2 separate regions of the Homo sapiens genome follow, and region 1 is linked to region 2. A link is an interaction called in ENCODE POLR2A ChIA-PET data of the cell type or tissue named here. Cell type or tissue: HepG2. All regions are shown on one strand. Links, peaks and the distances in the headings refer to the core of each region. The heading gives the core; the rest is flanking DNA.

Region 1 (5,516 bases), core at 45-2,544, 770 kb before region 2:
TTAAAGGCGCACACCACCACACCTAGCTAATTTTTGTATTTTTGGTAGAGACAGGGTTTCACCATGTTGGTCAGGCTGGCTTCGAACTCATGACCTCAAGTGATCCACCTGCCTCAGCCTCCAGAAGTGCTGGCATTACAGGCGTGAGCCACCTCGCCCAGTCCCCCTTGAGACTTTTAACAGGGCGGTAGGCTAGCTTCCCTGTCCCCAGAGGGGGAGAGGAGGGAGGAAGGGAGAACAGCTCAGGGATGTGTTTTTATCCTGAGTCAAAAGCCTGATGAAGTCTGGAGATTGAAGAAGACACCCAAAGCCAGACTTAGTCCCAGGGCCTGGTTTGGAGGGAGGTAGAGTTGGGTTCAGACATTAGGGCCTGGGGCAGGAGCCTGGCATGGGGGGCCAGTTGTTTCTCACATCTGCTTCTCTTTGCCCTCAAACTCACCCTGCTCTCAGCCATCATCCATCACCAAATCCATTTCCATGCCTGCCTTCCTGCTTTGCTCCTGGCACCACATCTGTGGGCCAGCTACTTCCTCGCTCTGTTTCACCCACTGTCCTGTTTCTGTCATAGTTTGGGCACTGTCACTTCTCCCCTGTATTACCAAACGCTTCCCCCAACAGGCCTCTCTGACTCTAACTTCTTTCTCACCAGTGCCTTCTGATCACGGCAACCATAGTGATCTTTCTAAAGCACTTATCAAACCATATCTATCCCTAGCTTCGAGAGCTGCTCATTGCTTCCATGATGAAATTTAAAAGTGTTTGCTTTGCACTGGAGGCTCCAGGCATGATGTGTTCTCAGCTACCATTCTGATTCCATTTCCAGCCAAGCCTATCTTGTGATTACCAAGCTCGTTCCTTCCCCAACCTAAATCCTTTAGGCCACCTGCTTCAGGAGATTTCACCCACCTAGCTTGGCCCAGCGCACCTCCTCCACCTACCTGCTCTCCAGGGATCAGACACCCACCACTACCACTAACACACATAAACTCTGACACACTATATGCTAAATATCCAGATATGAGGCCATGCACGGTGCTCATGCCTGTAATCCTAGCACTTTGGGAGGCCAAGGAGGGCAGATCTCTTGAGCTCAGGAGTTTGAGACCAGCCTGGGCAACATGTTGAAACCCTGTCTCTACCAAAAATACAAAAAAAAAAAAAAATTAGCCAGGCATGGTGGTGTGCACCTGTAGTCCCAGCTACTTGGGGGGCTGAGGTGGGAGGGTCGCTTGAGCCCAGGAGGTCAAGGCTGCAGTGAGCCAAGATTGTGCCACTGCACTCCAGCCTAGGTGACAAAGTGAGACCCTATCTCAAAAAAAAAAAAAAAATACAGATATGACTACAGGGAAACACAGGCTCAGGGGAAGAGGTGTGTCCTACTCTGCCACTCAAGGCCACTGACCGTTCCTGTCCCAGGCTTCAGAGCAGAGTCCAACAAAGAAATAGCACCACCCAGGTGCACACACGGGCATACACACAGCCAGCCAGTTGGTTGCCCAACTGCTCCAGCTCGGGGGAAGAAGAGAAGGAGACTAGCAAACAGTAATTAGCCTCCTCCCAGATGCCAGTGTCTGTCTCTAAGTCCCCAGGGACTTCCAAGGAGATGCCGGAAATACTCAGGTTTTTCACCTCCCCCATGCAAGAATGCAAGGTGTGGAGCAGAATTTGATCCTAAATGTCAATACACAGCTCCTCCCATAGGCACTTCCCACACGGTGCTAGCTCAGGGCCTCATTCTCAGTGCCCTCTGCCCCCAGCTGCCTAAGCTTGTCAGCCCTAGCTGGTCTGGAACAGACTCTTATTCCCTTTCTCTCAGTCTACAATGACTTAGCTTTCCTCCCCATTCCTATATAGATACAGCTTAGAAAACACCTCCTGGAAAATGCAGCCAGTGGCCTTTAGGTGATGCCCTCAAGCTGAGCAGAACCCAAAGAAGGCTTTAGGTGGCTCAGATCACACCTGTGAGTTTATATTCATTCATTCAAGATAACCAAAGCCCTATTCTGGGCACCAAGGAAATAAGGAGAGAGAGGGTCAGTATCTGAAGAGGAGAGAGACTTCCTCATCCTCAAAACTTTCATATGAAGTCAGCCTATCTCATGAGCCCTGGAGGCAGGAAGAGGCCACCAAGGTGGATTCAAAAGCCCTTTCCGACAGTTATGTTTTGAGAATCTTAATTTTCTGGGATCTGAAGTTCTTTGATGAAAGACAGAAGCCCACAGGCCTGGGCACCCACCCACCCCAGGCACCATGATAGTGTCCCAAATGTCACCACAGCATCCAGTTCTATCAACAATGTGGAACAGCAGACATAGCTGCAGTGTCCATTTTACAGGTGAGGAAACGTGGCCCAAACAGAAAAAGGAACTTGTCTGAAGTTAGCCAGGTATCAAGGCTGCCTGGATCTAAAATCCCAGCCCAGCTCTCCACAGTGTAAGTTTTAGGAGATGGGAGATAATGATCTGACCTGGCTGCCTGAATGCAGTAGCAGAAAGGAGCCCTGGGGCTGAGCTGGTGGGACCAGCTTCCATCAGATGGACATGGCATGGTGAGGCCTGTCTTTCCAAGGGCTGGTGCTGCTGCTTGCTCCACGCGGACCACGAAGACCACGAGGGCAGCAAAGAGGGCAATTTTAATGGCATCTGGTACCGGGGCTTTGGGGGAGGAAGTCTGTGGTTCCGGTGTTAACAGTGGTGCCAGAGACCTCTGTAATCTGCCGCCTCCGCCAGGTGGAGTCTGGGCTCTGCCCCTGCTGAGCCTCTCCCCACCGGACACTCAACCTCAGCCTTGGCTGCCACAGCTAGTCTGGTCTGAGGGGGAGGGCCCCGCCCGACTCAACTGAGGGGAGGCCATTCCAAGTAGAATCGTTAGTTGGACACAGTTCCCGGGGGGATGGAAATGTCAAAGGCAACTCGATCCGGCCCATCTCCCTCTCCTGCCAGGCGACGGTATCCGCGGGGATCGAGTGACTGCCTACATAGCCTGGAATACTCCACAGCCGCCCTCCCTACCCCGCCCTGAAGGCTATACTGTCCGAAGGGGCCGACCGAGGTCAAGGGACCTGTCGCCCCGCGGGAATCGCGGCCGTGGGATGGGCCCAGGTGTTCAGGCTCGCTCCACCCATTCATCGGTGGGAGCGAAAGTTCAGGAATCGTGCTCCTTCAGCAGCCCCCCGCCCCCCACAGCCCTCCCGCTGGGCTCACCCATTGCAGTTACAGCCCGGCAGAAGCGGGGGTGAAAGAGCTTCCCGCCGATCCCCTGCGCTTGAACCAGAGTGAAGCTGCCGCCGCGCCGCGCGGGGCTCTGTCTGGCAGGGCACAGCCCCTCCTCGGGTCCCGCCCTGGGGTTCCTCGGCCACGCCCCAGTCATCCAGTCTCGTCTCGGGCCTCAGAGTCCAGCCCTGCCCTTGACGTTCGACCCCTCCTCCCAGGTTATCAGGCGGATCTGTGGCCCCGCCCCTCAGCCCCACCTTCCTCCCACCGCTCTGTGCTCTGCCCCTGGCATTTCAGGCTTGCTCAGTCCTGCGCCCCGCGGCTCCGACTCCCGCCGGCGGGCCCGCCCCTCCTGGGCCACTGCTAACCCGCAAGCGGGCGGGGCTCGGCCCCAGGCCTGCTGGGACATGTAGTTCTGCAGAAAGGAGCAGCTGCGGAAGGTTGGGGTTCTTGCACCTCTAGGCTAGGTTTGGAATGAGGATGAGAGGGAGAGAGCTGCAGGGTAAAGGAGCAGAGCTGGCCATTGGAATTCCTTCCTTCCCGGTTTGGACAGGTGGAGGCCATATCGGTATAACGCTCTCACAAGCCCTCAGCTTTCCATACGGAAAAGTGGTGGCGGAATTCCGCGAGTATCTCAGCTCCCAATGCAGGTGCTTCCAATCGAGGGCCCCACGGAGGGAGCTGTAGTTCCAACCCGCCGCGAGTCCAAGCTGTCGGTTCCCACCGGACCAAACCAGCGGTGTCCGAGGTCAGGGACTGAGAAGACCGGTTTCTGCTCGGTGTTTTGCAACGTCACCCGCCTCCCAGACCGCTACCCCCAGACTAGTTATTTATAGGGTCCAGCCCCTCCTCCTAAGTTACAGCCTTTAGTTAGAAATGCCCAAGCTGCGGGAAAGTGGGTGTGCCCCGCCATGCCCCTCTCCCCGGGGGCTGGGCAAGACTCTGAGGTTTCATTTCTTTTTTATTTTATTTTATTTTTATATTTATTTATTTTTGAGTTTCGTTCTTGTTGCCCAGGCTGGAGTACAATGGCACGATCTCAGCTCACTGCAAACTCCGCCTCCCGGGTTCAAGCAATTCTCCTGCCTCAGCCTCCCAAGTAGCTGGGATTACAGGCACGCACCACCGCGCCTGGCTAATTTTGTATTTTTAGTAGAGACAGAGTTTCACCATGTTGGTCAGGCTGGTCTCAAACTCCTGACCTCAGGTGATCTACCTGCCTCGGCCTCCCAAAGTGCTGGGATTACAAGTGTGGGCCACCGCGTCCGGTCTTTATTTTTTTGAGAGAGGGTCTCGCTCTGTCGCCCAGGCTGGAGTGCAGTGGCGTTAACATAGCTCACTGCAGCCTCAATGTCCTTGGTTCAAGCTATCCCCTCCCGCCTCAGGCTCCTGAGTAACTTGGACCACATGTGTGTGCCACCATACCCTGCTAATTTTTAAATTTTTTTGTAGAGAAGGGGTCTCTTTATGTTGCCCCAGCTGGTATCGAATTCCTGGGCTCAAGTGATCCTCCTGCCTCTGCCTCCCAAAGTGGTGAGATTACAGGTGTGAGCCTCTGCACCCAGCTGGTTTCATATCTATTTGATGCAGAAATAAAAATACTGAAGATCACAGAGATTTTAGAATGGCCCCTTCTCGCTCCCTGAGGGGCAGAGAAACAGGGCTTTGTTTTGCAACTTGAAATTTCTTTGTCATGAGACCCTCCAAAATTATGTTTTGACCAGTTGGACTTGGAATGGGGGACACACCTTGTGCAGCAAGGGTGTCTGAGCACAGAGAGGCTTTTGGGAGGCTGTGATGGGGACTCCTGGAAGCAGAGATCAAGAGCTTTGGGTGTAGGGATAGGTCTTTGACTGTGGAAGGAAGGATTCTGGGTCCTCTGATGAGTGGGAGGGCATCTAAGTTTGGGAGCATACTGAAGAAATGTTAGCTGGAGGGTCTTCGTGGGGTGGAAAGTAGATGGCTCCTGCCTGCATTGCAGGGTGGACCCATCCGTTTGGGCTCTGGGATTCAGGGGAGGAGGATAGCAGCTGGATATAAGGCTACTGTTCTGTGTCAGGAGGGCACTCAGGGATGTACTGAGATGATGGGGTTGGAAGGGCCCAGGGAAGGGTGACTTTGAGAAAAATTGCATCTCAGTTGAAGGGGTTTGATAGAGGCCTGAGTGACTGGCCCTTCACTTCCAGATCCTGCTGGGTAAGGACACAGGAGGCAGGCTTTGGGGTTGAAGAGTTTATTTATTGCTCTGCCCCCTTGGCACAGCAAGCCCAGGCTCTACCAGCAACGATAGTCGGGATAGGTCTC
Region 2 (10,497 bases), core at 3,728-6,227:
TACCAAAGGTAACCTCCTAGGTACTTACAGAAGGCAAAATTTGACAGTCCATGGAAGAGAAGAGAATAGACAAGGTCACACAGATATTAAACCAGAAACTACTTACTTCCTAGGTGGGGAATCGAACCCGGATCGCCACATGTGAAAGTGCAAAATCTTGACCACTGAGCTACATAAAGCGGCAGTGACCACTTTCTTTCCTAGAAGAAACCTACAGTAGTTAATTTTGAACTTGCAAAGGCTTTTAACTATTTAATATGATTTTTAGGGCTATGACATGAACCCTAAAATTCCTGTTCCCTGAAGGTGGAAACCAAAAGAAAGTATCGCCACGTGGTTAAAAGTTCAAGCTCCCAAGGACATAAAACGGTAAAGACTTCATCCAGTTTTTTTGTTTGTTTCAAAACTGCAGCTAAGAGTGTTACTGACCAGCTTGCTGGCTCATCTTGAAAAGTGGGCTTGCTTACAGGTATTTTAAGCCTGTGTTTTATCCTAAAGTACCCCTTGACACAGAAAAACAAATTTATAGCACAAAATACACCAGCTTAAGACTAGCCTTAGAATTCTTTTTTCCATTAATCAAAACTTTACAGAGGAGATAAACACTGATTCTTTTTTTTTTTTTTTTCTGAGATGGAGTCTTGCTTAGTTGCCCAGGCTGGAGTGCAATGGCACGATCTTGGCTCACTGCAACCTCTGCCTCCCAGGTTCAAGTGATTCTCCTGCCTCAGGCTCCTGAGTAGCTGGGATTACAGGCACGTGCCACGGTGCCCAGCTAATTGTTTGTATTTTCAGTAGAGACGGGGTTTCATTGTGTTAGGGAGGAAGGTCTCGATCTCCTGACCTTGTGATCCATCCACCTCGGCCTCCCAAATTGCTGGGATTACAGGTGTGAGCCACCGCACCCACCCCCCATTTTTTTTTTAACCATTCATTCAACAGTCTGCACAGAGAGAAAAGCCAGAAATCTGACTGTTAAGAAATTCTTACCCTTTTGCCGGCACGCCAGGCTTCTGGATTCCCTTTCCCTGAGCGGCCTTAGTGATTTAGCTTGCGACACCATTGCCCTGGGGCCAAGCTGCATCACAAAGGAAATTTTCTTTTTTTTTCCAATCTGGCTAGAGCAAAACACGAGTGATAAAACATAGACATTGGCCACTCTGCTTAGCACCCAATATCAAACTGGCAAGGCTTAAGGTTCCCCCTAGATGGGCCCCATCATCTTTAATCCAATTCCCGACTTGGAGTTTCAACACGTGGTCTCTGGGCAAGATGGTTGCCCTGAGTAACAGAAAAGATAAGAAAGGGAAAGGAGAGAGAGAAAGGCTTTGTCGGTGGCAGGGTGTGGGTAAGGTGAAATGCTCAGGGAGGCCAGAGAAAGACCCACCCACTGCAGCAACACTGAAAAGTTCAGGTGGCTGTGGCTGCTGTTGTGAAGGAGAGGAAAAAGCTCCACATGTCCCACAATCCTGTACATGCCTAACTCTGTCACCTACAGCCATCAGCAAAAAGTGCAAGGCAGATTAATCCAAAGAGAATAGCAGTTAACATCCCATAGTGCTGAGAGGGACTTTACCGAGAGGGGCCTCTAACCCCTTAAATCTTAGAAGGGACTCTAACTCTCCTAAGTCGGGCTTCTAACCCGAGGTTGGTCAAGCATCCTTGCCTTTTATTAAGAGGATCCTCTAACTCACTCTGTCCTAGAAGAGACCCTAATTCCTCTAAGTTGAGCCTCTAACTCAAACCTATTCTTTACCCTGGTACCCCACCACTTACCCAAAGTCGTCCAATCAGTGTTGCAGTCTATTTCCTTTGGATCAGGGGTCTCCTCAATATTGTCCCTTTTGTGGTTCACGAGAAAGCTGTCACAGGACGCCAACACTTACCCAAAGGTAGCCGTTGGGTCAGGGTTTCTGCACTATAGTCCCCTCTGTGGTCACCAGAAATATGTTACAGGAAAGGGGTTCTGATCCAGACCCCAAGAGAGCAAGAAAGGGTTCTTGGATCTCTCGCAAGAAAGAGTTCAGGGCAAGTATGCAGTGCAAAGTGAAAGCAAGTTTATTAAGAAAGTAAAGGAATTAAAGAATGGCTACTCCATAGACAGAGCAGCATTTTTTTTTTTTTTTTTTGAGACAGGGTCTTGCTCTGTCACCCAGGCTGGAGTGCAGTGGCATGATCACAGTTCACTGTATTCTCAACTTCCTGGGCTCAAGCATCCTCCTGCCTCACCATCCTTGGTAGCAGGTGATGGCAATGGCTGGTGCCATCATGCTGGCTGCAGCAGGGAAGTGCAGCGGCTGGGGCTGCACACTGTGGAGCCACAGTGGGAGCCCTGCCTCTTCTTTTTTTTTTTTTTTTTTTTTTTTTGAGACAGAGTTTCCCTTTGTCGCCAAGGCTGGAGTGCAGTGGCCCGATCTGAGCTCACTGCAACCTCCGCCTCCCGGGCTCAAGCGATTTTCCCGCCTCATCCTCCTGAGTAGCTGGGACTACAGGTGCATGCCACCACGCCTAGCTAATTTTTTGTATTTTTAGTAGAGACGGGGTTTCACTGTGTTAGCCAGGATGGTCTCGATCTCCTGACCTCGTGATCCATCTGCCTCGGCCTCCCAAAGTGCTGGGATTACAGGCGTGAGCCACTGCGCCCAGCCACCCTGCCCCTTCTGAGTTGGGATGGGATCTCCCTGATCTGCTGTAGCTGCCCAAACCACAGCTGCAGAGCCAGGCCTCCTGTTCTATGGAGCAGGCAGGAGCCATGCCCTTCTGGGCGGGGCTACAGCCACCCAAACTGCAGCTGTGGATCCGAGCCTCCCTGTGCTCTTGCGGGAGGCGGGAACAGGCAGGATCTGCCCTACCTGGTGCAGCTGTAGCCATTGCACCCGGGGCTGCAGACCTGGGCCTCCTGTTCCAGGAAGCAGGCATGAGCTGGCGACTAGTGGGAGCCCCGCCCCTTCCAGGTTGGCAGGGCAGGAGCTCCTGGTGTGGGTGTTGCTGCCCTCCCAGGCAGAGGACCTGGGTGTCTCTGTAGTCTGCATCCTCGGGGGCCCCAGGAAGGACCCCCATCCTTGTGGGTTCAGGGGTTTCTGCTCCCATTTCCTGGCCTCTCTCCCCTCCTGGCTCCTGCTCCCATCTTGGAGTGGGGGTTGGGGTCGAGCCCTGGGGCCATGAATGGCAGTGGGAAGCAGATTGATTCCTGAGTGGAAGGGGATGGGTCCCCAGTAAGGCCCTACCTTCAGACCAGGGAGGACCCGAAAACGGGGCCGTGCCGCCAGTCCCACAGACCAGAGTGGAGGCACGTGGTGCCATTTCTGGGCCACCCGTGGCTGCTCATGGTCACCTGTGGACCAATTGGCAGGCATTTCCTCCTCTCTGAGATCCATAAAAGCCCTGGGCTCAGACAGAGCAGGGCAGAGGACTGCCAGAGGACAAAGAGGGCAGAGAGACAATAGGATGGGAGGACCTGCTGCAGTGAGGAGCTACTGTCTCTGCTGAGAACTTCAGAGACTGAGAGACATCCAAATGACTTGCCTGCAAAGAGGAGCCACCTGTTCCAGGGCCTCACCTCTGCTGAGAGCTGAACACTCGTCAGGACGACCTGCCTATAGAGAGGAGCTACTCACTCCTCTGAGCTGTTCCAACACTAAATAAAACTCTTCTTCTTCACCCTTCACTTATCTGTGTACCTCATTCTTTCTGTATGCAGGACAAGAACTCAGGCAAAGACACCACAGCCAAAGAGGTTTCCAGCCAGAAGAATTGACACCCTAGAGATTCTGTAAAATTTTGGGGGCTGTCTGGGGTCTGCAGAAGGGTGAAAAAAAGCAAATCTTTCTGTTCTTTTTTTCGGAGTCTCTAAACTCCACAATAGTCAAAATGAAAGAAAAATACCGGGCCTCTGCTAGCCAGTTAAAAGTGACTAGTGTGGCTGGTGGAGGACAGGCTTGCTGGGGAGGACAGTGTCAATCCCCATTCACCCTCGGTTGTGGGAATGTTGGCTTTCATTCCAACATAGTTTCCCTTCACAGAGGTCTAGCTGTTGCGTGGGACCAGAAGGAGGCCGTGGGGTAACTGAGGGTATCTGGCTGAGGCTACACCTCGGTGTTATCCAAATGCCCCTGGACTGACTCCAGTCCCTGACCACCCATTAGGGTGTTGGCAGTAGGACCTCCAGTCTTTCCTATCATTCTTTCTTTCTTTGGGGTTTCCTCTCTTATACACAATGTTAAATGTTAAAAATGTTGCAAACCAGAAATATTACTGGGCAGAATGAGCATTTTGCTTAGTCATCAAAAGTATAAAGTGGAAGGTTTAGAGTAGCACAGATGAAGCAAAGTGTGCCTTCGTATCTGTAAGTAAATTTGTGGTGAAAATGTTCTTGTAATTTACTTGGTTGCCAACTTAGCACCTTGAGGCACAGAAAAGAACCATTGCCTTAGGAAGGAAGCTTTTCTGTAAACATGAGGGCAAATGGTCCAAGGTCCCTTATGTGCAGGCCTTCTTTCCTTTGCAGACCATTACCAACATTGTAGCATTGATTCAGCCCTCCTAGTGGCCATCTTAGGAGAGACTTCAAGGGGTAATCCCAGAGAACTGGGGAAGAAAACCCCAAAGTTACCACCAGCAGGGGAATCAATCCCCTCCACTCCTTCTCTCAAGCTTATCCCAGCCTAGGAATCTTGGTTTTAGGCAGGTCCCAGTCTCAACTGCCCCTACAACAGATGCCTGGTGAATATGGCCCCATTAAGATCCAAGTCCCCCTTTCTCTTCAGGGCTTATTGCAAATTAAGGGGGATCTTGGCAGGTTTTCAGATGGCCCTTAAGGTTATATATAGGCCTTCCAGAGCTTAACCCAAGTATTTGAGCTCTCCTGGAAGGATCACCATGTTACTTTTCAATCAAACCCTGACCAATGCTGCAAAGCAGGCCATTCTTGGCAAGTGGCAAAAAATTTTGGGAATGAGCTTTACATCTTGCATAGGGCCAGGGAAGGGGAGGAGCCTTATCTAGTTGGAAGAATAGCACTAACATTGGAGGACCCTAAATGGGACCCCAATGATGAAATGGGAGAATGGAGGAAGAAACTCTTTCAGGCGTGCATACTTGTGGGCTTGCCTGGGAATGGGCCTAGGCCTTTCAATTGCAGTGGACTATCCATGGTAGATCAAGAATTGGGTGGGAGTCCCACTGCCTCCCTAGAAAGGCTAAGAGGGGTCTTGGTAAAACACACCTATCTCTTGATTCAATAGGGTGACAGCTGGTCCTAGGGGATGAGTTTATTACTTAGTCAGCCCCTGATATCAGGAGGAAACTGCAGAAAAGTCCATAAGACCGGGTAATACTTTAGAGGACCTCCTGAAAGTGGCCACCTTGGTCTTTTACAACAGAGATCAGGAAGCCCGAGAGCAAGGAGACACAAGAAAAAGGCAAAGGCTCTAATAGCCACCTTGCACAAACCTCAGAATTCCTAAGCTGTACCTGTTGGCTGCTGTAAATGCAAACCATTGGAGGGCTAGCTGTCCCTGAGACATGGGCTGCCAGGTCCAGGGCCGGTCTCCCAAATGGTACAGTAGGGCTGATGGGTCCCAGGGTTCCTTTCCCTGACTTTGGTGATTCAGACTGCTATTGCCATCCTGGAGCCTCGGGTGATTTAGGGGATCGAGAGAAGGAGGATGGGCTTCCTCCTGGACTTGAGTGGGCCATTCAGGTCTCTTCTCCAATCTAGGCCCCTTCTCCAATATAGACCCCCTCCTCTGTTAGCATGACTGTGAGGGTCATCTCAGGAAAAGCCCAGCCTCTTAATTGTCGCCTTCTTAGGCTAGGTCCCCAATTCCTGGGACTCCCTTTATCTCCCTTGTTTCAGGAGGACCTGGCCCCACAGCTTCACCTGCTGTTGATAGGCAGGCAACAGAGGAGCAGCTCCTGGCAGTTGCTAGCTGCAATTTGGTGAGGACCATCTGGGACTAATTTAAAGGATTCATCCACCCTCCTTTTTTGGCACCTTTTTGTCCCAAGCTTCAGTTTGAAACCCTGGAATGGAATACTAGACCTGAGGTAGATGACAGTGGGAGTTGAGGGGCACAGTGCAGGTGAGTATGACTAATTCCCGCTAATTAGGTCCTCCCGTTTCATGGATGGAGGTCATGCTCGCATCCATGGCATAGATAAGGTCCAGGGAACTCAAAGGTTACTGACAGTGGAAGGCTTAGGCTCTGCTCAGGTGAGTGTGAATATTCCTGTTGGCTATGCCTCCCACTTCATGGATGAAGGTCACACTTGCACCCATGGTTGGGACTTGAACAGGTTGCCAGGACTCAGGTATATAAGCTTGAAAAAAGAAAGAGGAATGCCTTTTCTGCTCTGTGTCACGTACCCCGGGTATTCACTGGGAAGAGAGAGGAACAAAGGATGCCTTTTTCCCCTCTTTCCAGATGGGTAACCAACCAATCATTTTCAGCCTGCACTCCGTGGGCACATCCTAAATCACTGAACAGGACTTTAGAGTCAGTAGGGCTCCATGGCTTGGGGGAAGGGAACCCAGAAGTCTGAATGCCAGCAAAAGGGTAAAAATTCTTACCAGTTGGACTTCTGGCTTCTCTGTGGGCAAACTGGTTGCAGGAATGATAAAAATCACTATATTCTCTACCCCTCCATGAGTTCAAAAGCCAGAAGTGTTGGCCTTTGTGGCATGGCTGAAGTTGGGTAATAAGAGACTTAGGACTTCTTAAGAAAGGAGTGTTAGTTAAGTCAGCTTAATTAAAAGTCAGCTTAATTAAAAGTAGATGTCCATGGATATCCAAGCTATAGGTATATGTAAAAGGCCTTTATGTCTTTTCCCTTCGTGGATCTTGTTTTTGGGAAAAGGTTTTTTCTTCTCAGTCAACTGAATTCTCCATTTGTGTCTTGCCACTCTTTATGTGCAACATGAGGGGCCCCAACTTAACCTCAGATGGCCTAGGACTCCTTGGGAAAATGGAGGAGGTGCCACTGACCTGTTTTTGGGAAAAACCTCTGTTTTCCTGATAGAGCCTCAGAGATTAGAGGTGGATGGATCCCTCTCAATTTTTTTTTTTAATCTTCCAGCTATGCCTACTTATTAGACCACAGAAACTATGTTTTCCTGGCCCTGGTTCTTGAAGGGCTCCACCCCAGGGCCAGCAATGCAATTAAGAGATTGGCACATGAGGCCGGCCGCGGTGGCTTACGCCTGTAATCCCAGCACTTTTGGAGGCCGTGGTGGGTGGATCATGAGGTCAGGAGATCAAGACCATCCTGGCTAACATGGTGAAACCCCGTCTCTACTAAAAATACAAAAAAATTAGCCGGGCATGGTGGTGGGTGCCTGTAGTCCCAGCTACTAGGGAGGCTGATGCAGAAGAATGGCGTGAACCTGGGAGGCGGAGCTTGCAGTGAGCTGAGATCATGCCACTGCACTCCGACCTGGGTGACAGAGCGAGACTCCATCTCAAAAAAACAAAACAAAACAAAACAAAACAGATTGGCACATGAAAAATCTTACAACTACTGGATCTCCGTTTGTGTAGATATATATATGTCATGTGTGATGTTTACATAAAAGAGCTCTAACTGATTGGCTTAAAGAAAAATAGCACTGTTGGGCACGATGGTTCATGCCTGTAATCCCAGCACTTTGGGAGGCTGAGGCGGGCAGATCACTTGAGGTCAGGAGTTTGAGACCAGCCTGGCCAATGTGGTGAAACCCTGTCTCTACTAAAAATACAAAAAATTAGCCGGGTATGGTGGCTCGCACCTGTAGTCCCAGCTACACGGGAGGCTGAGGCATGAGAATCACTTGAACCCAGGAGGCAGAGGTTGCAGTGAGCCAAGATCATGCCACTGCACTCCAGCTTGGGTGACAAAGTGAGACTCCATCTCAAAAAAAAAAAAAAAGAAAAGAAAAAGAAAAAAGAAAAATAGTGCTTAGGCTTGGTACAGTGGCTCATGCCTATAATCCCAACACTTTGGGAGGCTGAGGTGAGTGAATCACCTGAGGTCAGGAGTTTGAGACCAGCCTGGCCAACATGGTGAAACCCCGTCTCTACTAAAGATACAAAAAATTAGCTAGGTGTGGTGGCTTGTGCCTGTAGCCCCAGCTACTTGGGAGGCTGAGACACAAGAATCACTTGAATCCAGGAGGCAGAGGTTGCAGTGAGCCGAGACTGTGCCACTGCACTCCACCCTGGGTGACAGAGTGAGACTCTGTTTCAAAAAATAAAAAAATGAAAGAAAAATAGCACTTAGATCAAATATTTTGAAAGAATAGTAAAGCTGTAATGCCTTTTAGTTCATGGCTATCACTCTAGTGGAATGGAAAGCATGGGAAAGTGTGGCCTTGTAAGGCTCATAGTTAGGCCATTGCCTTTGGGGGGAAAACATAAAGTGGCACCGGTGCCCACCTAAGGTCAGAGATATCTGACACTCCAAGATTGGATCCCAAAGGGGGACGCCCCACGGGATCCTCCAGACATCGCCCTCTCCAAAGAGGATGCCCTTGGCAAAGATTCTGAGGTCTAGTACTGAACCCTCCTTAGACTTTTCTCTCACAGTTGCAATACTGCTTGGCCCCCAGTATTGTATGGAATCTGAAGGTTACTGTTGAATGGGAAAGTGGGATGGCATTACATGTATACAGGCTTTTGTGCTGTTGTTCTAAGCAGGGGGCCTGGTTAATGTGTGATGTTCTCCTTTGGTGCTCTTTGGTCCAAGTATTCTTTGGAGTCTGGGGAGGTTTGGCCTTTACATCAAATTACCATGGAAACTGCTTTACCCGAAATTTTGGTTCACAGCCTTCATTGGATTATCTACGAGGGCAAACAAAGTAAAACTTGTGAGCTTGTATTGCTATCTCATGGCTAGGGTTCCATGGATCCAAACTAAGCTATTGGATCTTAGTTTGTGTGTGTAAATACAGGTCTAGGTGTGTTTATTTGTATGTACACTTATAAGCATATAAGTAAAAGAGAGCTCATAAATTAGAGAAGTCCTTCAAAATTGTCAGCATACATTTTTTCTAGATTTTATATTTGTCTACCATTATAATATGTAATGGAGACTACTGAAAATAGATTTTCATGCAAGGCATAAGCAAAGTAACATGTGTCTTTAGTAAAAAAATATAAGAAGGCATGCGAACGTAAATTTTTGCCTAGTTTAAAGGGTTAAAGAATTGTTTAAGTTAGATAAGATAAAGCTAAAAGTTCAAACAAGTTATAGAAGGTTTATAAAAATTAATCTTGTAAAAGGAATCTTGTATGTGAACACATTGACTAAATTCAAAGGGGTATTATTTGGTTTCTCCATAAATTGAACACTGGAATAAAAGCACATGGTTTTCTTGAAGCACTGACATGCTCTTTATTATTTATTTATTTATTTATTTTTAAAAGTATTTATTCAGGACTCAAAAATGTGTAAATTTTGTTTATACTTGAATATAATTTTTATTATTATAAAAATAAACCTGTAGTCAATAACAATTTAATTATACATTTGAAATTATCTAAAACTGTAGAACTGAATTGTTCATTATACAAAAAATAAATTCTAGAGGTGATGGATACATCATTTATCCTAATGTGATTATTAGTATAAATTATATATTGTATGCCTCTCTATCAGAATATGCCATATATAACATAAATATTATGTGCCCTCAAAAAAACATTAACAAAAGTAAATTTAAATGGGAAAAAAATAAAAATTTTACCTACAGAAACAATATTCCTTAACTTATTTGCAGTTTAAAGCCACTGGCAAAAAAGATTACTAGAGACGTTAGTCCATTATTTTACCAAATAGTGTACTGTTACCATCTTTTACCTACACCCTTAAGTAAGGTGGACTAGGTTAAATTAAGTGGAATAATGTGACTTGATTGAATGCACAATATTTAACATGTTAAAAATGTTGAATTAAGAAATTTTCACACATAATATAAAATTTTTAACATGTATTGCATTTTGTTTCATAAAAGTACAATTAGTAAAATAATATCTTATTTTAATTTTAACTAAAACTAAAAATATTTGTCTCAATATAATGCAGAATATTACTCTGAATACCTACCTCATGCATCACTCAATACTGTAAGTGAACCACAAAGAACCTCTTAAGATTTTCATCATGCATCTTACATTTTAATGTCATTACTCTTTCATAGAAGAGGTCATAAATACTCACCTAAAAAAAAAACCTCTCATATCTTTGATGCAGCAACAATTGGTCATACGCTTTCACAGATGAATATAATAGGAATAGAGAAACAGCATGGGCTGGGCCCAGTGGCTAACACCTATAATCCCAGCATTTTGGGAGGCCAAGCTGGGTGGATCACCTGAGGTCACGAGTTTGAGACCCGCCTGGCCAACATGGCAAAACCCCAGCTCTACTAAAAATATAAAACTTAGCTGGGTGTGGTGGTGTGTGCCTGTAATCCCAGCTACTCAGGAGGCTGAGGCAGGAGAATCACTTGAACACTGGAGA

What was found. ChIA-PET counts read pairs that join two places held together with the same protein. Peaks named below come from ENCODE experiments on the same cell type or tissue, not always from the same donor. Only the 100,000 strongest peaks of a DNase experiment are listed, where the experiment ranks them.
Region 1: POLR2A ChIA-PET joins it to region 2 with 6 read pairs; 1 of 35 experiments calls an interaction of 5 or more read pairs at or near these places.

Annotation. Positions count from the first base shown.
Region 1 is chr9:34,373,590-34,379,105 of GRCh38, forward strand. MYORG (myogenesis regulating glycosidase) reads right to left here and starts at 3,309. Exons shown (of 2, transcript NM_020702.5): 1 at 3,204-3,309. SPMIP6 (sperm microtubule inner protein 6) reads right to left here. Exons shown (of 7, transcript NM_032596.4): 7 at 5,430-5,516. RefSeq lists enhancers at 2,076-2,657, 2,658-3,238 and a silencer at 3,284-3,673. In HepG2, for the core only: CTCF peaks have their summits at 1,445 and 2,008; a DNase peak (open chromatin) is centred at 1,432; H3K4me3 peaks cover 1,114 bases.
Region 2 is chr9:35,136,013-35,146,509 of GRCh38, forward strand. It overlaps the pseudogene LOC730110. Among named protein-coding and RNA genes, the nearest start is that of UNC13B, 21 kb to the right of the region's middle. In HepG2, for the core only: no CTCF peak of the experiment used is centred there; no DNase peak of the experiment used is centred there; H3K4me3 peaks cover 287 bases.